Regions from separate parts of the Homo sapiens genome. Here region 1 is linked to region 2. The links are chromatin contacts, found by Hi-C or POLR2A ChIA-PET in ENCODE. All regions are on one chromosome and are shown on one strand. The core of a region is the stretch at or near the end of the contact, and the rest is flanking DNA. Distances in the headings are between cores, read along the strand shown.

Evidence for each region. Hi-C counts contacts between places; a loop is a spot of excess contacts on that map. ChIA-PET counts read pairs that join two places held with the same protein, here RNA polymerase II (POLR2A). Pooled maps may share reads with other maps.
Region 1: a loop to region 2 is called in a pooled map, with 11 times the contacts of the local background. The contact joins two enhancer-like sites. A Hi-C loop is called at or near these places in 1 of 37 single-sample maps with no recorded cell type and 2 of 50 pooled maps. POLR2A ChIA-PET finds 5 or more read pairs at or near these places in 1 of 52 experiments (WTC11).

The regions. Positions count from the first base shown.
Region 1 is chr1:248,687,171-248,689,923 of GRCh38, reverse strand. All of the region lies in intron 3 of OR14I1 (olfactory receptor family 14 subfamily I member 1), which reads left to right. Among named protein-coding and RNA genes, the nearest start is that of OR14I1, 14 kb to the left of the region's middle. RefSeq lists an enhancer at 1,269-1,318. Within about 2 kb of position 1,328, at least 2 of the 41 ENCODE cell types and tissues checked have a DNase peak (open chromatin) inside an H3K27ac peak, as active enhancers do.
Region 2 is chr1:247,405,852-247,408,551 of GRCh38, reverse strand. No RefSeq gene overlaps it. Among named protein-coding and RNA genes, the nearest start is that of NLRP3, 9.0 kb to the left of the region's middle. Within about 2 kb of position 1,276, at least 11 of the 41 ENCODE cell types and tissues checked have a DNase peak (open chromatin) inside an H3K27ac peak, as active enhancers do.

The DNA.
Region 1 (2,753 bases), core at 79-2,578, 1.3 Mb before region 2:
AGTTTCTTAATCCTGAGTTCTAATTTGGTGCACTGTGGTCTGAAAGACTGTTTGTTATGATTTCCATTGTTTTGCCTTTGCTGAGGAATGTTTTAGTTCCAATTATGTGGTCAACTTTAGAATAAGTGCTATGTGGTGCTGAGAAGAATGTATATTCTGTTGATTTGAGGTAGAGAGTTCTGTAGACGTCTATTAGGTTTGCTTGGTCCAGAGCTGAGTTCAAGTCCTGAATAGGCCTGTTAATTTTCTGTCTCATTGGTAAAGTTTTTCTTTTAACTATTTGGTGTTAGAAGTAAGATTTGAAGGATACCCAGTGGCCCCCCGGAACAAGGAATGCCCAAGTGTAGATACCCACTAGGGCCCATTGCTCTCACGCTGCAACTGAAGATTATGGGTAAATTTCCTCTTGGATTCAAACTCTGCAAATTTATGTTTTGAGCTCTAACTTTGTTTGAGCAATTTGTTGACTGGACTGGGTTCAGAATTGGAATGGATCTGGTAAAGAAACCAGACTGGGTCCAGTAGGAGGCCTCTGGTAGGTAAGGTTCCTGGAAGACAGCATATCATGTGTTTTTTGAATCCAAGGGCTCTAGAACTCTTCCATGTGGGACTGCAGCATATTTTATGTATAAGAACCATGGACCCAGAACATGTGTTTTTCTAGAAAAATGAGTGAACCTGACCAAAGGTAATTTTAAGTTACAAAGGCCACAGTGGGGAGACTTTTTACAAAGGACAAAGAGGTGCATGCCTTTATAATACGCCAGCTATGGGGACTGAGAAGACCTCCTTGTAGCTATTTTGAACCCCAGAGGAGTTGCCTCAAAAGTAAAGGACCGCGTGTCCCAAGAAGTTTACCTGTATTTTAAATAGTCAGGCCTTTGCATAAGAAATTTTTCATTTCTATACCAGTCATCTGATGGACCTGGCCTGTCTACCTACTAGAGAAAGCCCCCAAGGGCTACACTCCCTGGGCAATAATCAACCAATCCCCCAGAGAAAAAAAATGGAAGTTTCAAATCAAATGTGGAAGTCCCCATACCTGAAGCTATCTGACTGACAGTTGAATCATATTTAGAAAAACATTTGTAAGAATGAGTCTTTTCTGTTTTCTCTCTTTAATCCTGCTTCTCCCATGGGAACCCTGCAGTCAACTGAAACACCTCTTATGAAACTTCCCGCTAAACACATACTCTGCCAATTCTTTCTTGTTGTCATGATCTTTGCTATGCCCCAAACTCTTTCTGGTGGGTGGGGGGAAATATTATTCAGTCTTGCAATCTTGAAAACAAAACAGGAGAGAAAAGTTGTACCAGTCTGTGATTATAGAGCAAGATTAGAAGTAACCATGGTGAGTCAGGCACACAAAATATTTGTTCTAGTCTTCAGTGGGTTCCACCCACTTAGTATTTTAGTTAAAAGACAGAAGGTGGGTTGGAAAACCACTGATTTAGCAGAATAAATCTCCAAAATACAACTTTTTGGCAGAAAAACTATTTTCACCTGCTTATTTTGAGGACTCTTTGTAAGAGAAATTTACATCCCTAAAGGGAATCTCCATTTGTAAGAAGGTCTACCTCTCTGGACAGAGAACACTGGAAACTCTGATAAGGAAGAAAGCGTTGGCTTAAATCTACAGAAGCCTTGCCTTTAAAGTGCTTTTCCTAGCTGTCTTGCCCTAACTGGGTCTTTACATCTTTCTTTCTTGGTTTGGGCAAATTAAAGCATTTAAGCTGGAAGTCCAAGCTCTGTGCTTTTGAGATATAAATTTTCTACACAGTCTTCTCTAGAGTTTAATAGGTATCTATTTAAAATGCAAGTTTAGGGTAGATAACTCATCAGAAGTAGAAGTAAGAAAAATAGATATTTGGAAACTGAGCAAATAAAAAAACATTAATGATCTTTTTCACAAATATTAGTAAGAAGCTTTAGCCATTTAAGTGGCATTAGCCAAAAACAATTTAGATCCAGATATTCTTTAATAAATTAGTGAGATTTGTATTATTGTACCTGGCACATGGCTAAAAATTTGTAATGTTTCTGTTACATGTCTATCTATATCTGGATGTATGTACATATGTGCAATATTTTTCTACTGCCTTATAGTATTGCCAAAATTAAATAACACCATGTTCAAACAAGACGGATGTCTAGCTGTAGGCAAGCAGGTGATTTTTCTACTTTGCTCCTATGTCTGGCCCATAAAAGCTTGTTCACACTGCTGGGCAGAGCTCTCTGAATTTCTTCTGATCTGTAGTGCGATCTGATAATGAATCATTCTTTGATCAAATAAAGTCTGCTAAGTTTAATTTGTCTTAAGTTTTTATATTAAGACTCACTTTCCTCATTTGAAAAATGAAATGATAAAATATATATCTCCTAAATTTCTGCCAGATTTTTCTATTCACTTCTAATTTTCAAATGATCGTATTTAGTGAGATCTACCCATCCTCTTGGTCTGTGACTGGTTGTGGAACAAATAGATTTGGAGGAAGATGAGAAGCATGATGATTGTCTCCATTAAGCCAATAATTTTCTGAGAGTCTATGTGCAATACAGAAACAGGCTGCTGTAACTGCAAAGTAAACTGAGTATACGCACTTAACTGCTCTCATGTGGCATACTGACTAGGCATAGTGATGAAGTAAAACAATTTATTATTTTCTGAGTACTTAAATGTCTGGGTTTTGTACTTTATCGAAGATTATTTTATGAAATGTGAAAATATAAATCCTTTACTTTTTTCACTGTTT
Region 2 (2,700 bases), core at 27-2,526:
CTTGTCCATAACAGGTGGCTATGCCCAAGAGCCAAAAGGTAGAGACAACCCCAGTCTCCCGCAACAGATGAATGGAAAAACAACAAGGGCTATACACACACCACGGAATAGTCTAAAGAGAAAGGAAATTCTGACACACACTGCAACATGGACAAACCCTGAGGACATTTGCTGAGTGCGACAGGCCAGTCACCAAGGGACACACACTGTACGATTCTATGTATAGGAAGTTTCTACAGTAACCAAATTCACAGAAACAAAAAATAGAACCAGGGACAAAAAAAAACAGAGGGTGGGGGGATTGGGGAGAGAGGAATGGGGAATGAGTGCTTCATGAGTACAGAGTTTCACTTTTGCAAGATGAAAGCATTCTGGAGATTGGTTGTGCAACAATATGATTATTAAAAGTAAGAAACTGTATTTCGCTTTACCAGATATACCAATATAAATAATAAATGGACTGAATTCTTGAAATATATTTATAAGCATAGAGAAAAGAATGGAAAATACATACCACTTTTGCCTCCGAGGTCACCCTGAAAAGAGGTGACTGAGTTGGGAGAAGAAGTTTCTGCTTCACACAATTCTGTATCATCTGTTTTTTGCAAATAACATCAGCAATTTGTTAAAAAGTTACAGAAAAAGCTAAAAAGAGTTCCTGATAAAGAGGGCAGGGGGAAAGCTCTAGCCCCCGTGTCATTTCTAAAATCAACTACGAACAACAAGAAAGAGAAACAGAAAAGGAATCTCCACTTCTATGAAGACACCACTCAGTGGGGGACTGACCCCCAGGTGCTTGGCACCTGGGACTGGGAAGAGGAGGGCCAGGATGAGGGAGACCCTCTGTAGACCTTGGGGGTGGCAAAGAGAATCAAGGTTTTCCCAGGGCTGAAGCACAAACTAGTGGAGTCATCAACCCTGAGCCCCGCTCTCTTTGGAACCACAAGGTCAAGTCCACGGGCAAACCCCAAAACCTCTTTGGACACTGTGAGCAACAGCAGGAAGTGGGGAGGAAACACGGACGAGCATCTGCCAGAGCAAATGGTTGTCTGTTCCCAGTGTGGGAGAAACTGCAGGTCAAGACCAGCCTCAGCCATGCTGACACCAGTCACTGAGAAGTGCAAGTGAAATCACCCCAAATCTGTGACATGTAGGTTTTGGTGTGAGTCAAGGAGACTTCCTGTTAGTCTGGAGAGGACCACACCCCACAAAGAGGAGCAGAGAGCACAGGATGAAAGCAGGAGGCAGGACTCACGCTGCCTGCCCTGCCAGCACGTCCCCAGGCCTCGGCCTGGCACTGTTCCAGTGCCCGAACCTCGCTGTCACTCTGATGACTGGTGACGCGGATACATCCTTTATCAGAACAAGGACTTCGAGTGCATGAAATAAAACACAGAGATGACAAAGAGAATGGTAAAACATTTTTAAAGTTTGTAATATTTATGCACCAATTAATCATATCTAGCAGCGGGCCTAATAACTGGCATAATTTGAAAGTAGTGGTGACAGCAACTGACGTTTCAGCAAAACTGTAACAATATGAAGGTATCTAATTTCTAATGTGAAAAATGTATAGGACCTACTGATACTAATGGGCTGTGTCACTCACATTCATTAGAGAAAATAAAGAAGAGAACATTCTTCCCATCCAAACTCACAGATCTCCCCTGAATGATATCCACAGACTCCTTGGGGATATTTGCTAGGCCTTCTCCCAACTACTCTCCAAAACAGCGCTACTCCAGGAAAAATTCCATTATTTCAAGAACAGTGACCAATTTTTTTAAAAGAACCATCACGGAAAATATTAAAGATAATGTCAGAGAAGAAAACAAAAAGAGGAAAGGCATATGGCAGACAGAAAGATAATGGAGAACACTGAGTGATGACGGTATACCACAAAGCAGGCACAATAACGGCTCCCAAAGATGCCCATAGCCTAACCCCTGTAAACCATAAGTACTTGATGTGACGTGGCACTCTCATGATGTGACGTGGTGCTCTCATGATGTAGCGTGGTGCTCTCATGATGTGACATGGTGCTCTCATGACGTGACATGGCGCTCTCATGATGTGACGTGGCGCTCTCATGATGTGACGTGGCGCTCTCATGATGTGACATGGCGCTCTCATGACGTGACGCAGCGCTCTCATGACGTGACATGGTGCTCTCATGATGTGACGTGGTGCTCTCATGACATGATGCGACACACTCATGATGTGGTGTGGCATTCTCATGACGTAACGCGGTGCTCTAATGATGTGGCACGGTGCTCCATGAAGTGACACAGTGCTCTCATGATGTGACGTGGCGCTCTCATGACGTGACATGGTGCTCTCATGACGTGGTGTGGCACTCCATGAAGGGATGTGGCGCTCTCATGATGTCACGTGGCGCTCTCATGATGTGACGTGGCACTCTCATGATGTAACGTGGCGCTCTCATGATGTAACGTGGCGCTCTCATGACGTGGTGTGGCGCTCCATGAAGGGACGCAGTGCTCTCATGACATGGCGTGACGCTCTCATGACGTGGCGTGGTGCTCTCATGACTTGGCACGGTGCTCTTATGATGTGGCGTGGCACTCCATGATGTGACATGGCGCTCTCATGATGTGACATGGTGCTCTGGTTTGAATGCGCCCCCCACAAAGTCATGTGCTGGAAGCCTCATCACCAAGGCAATGGTGTTGGAAGGTG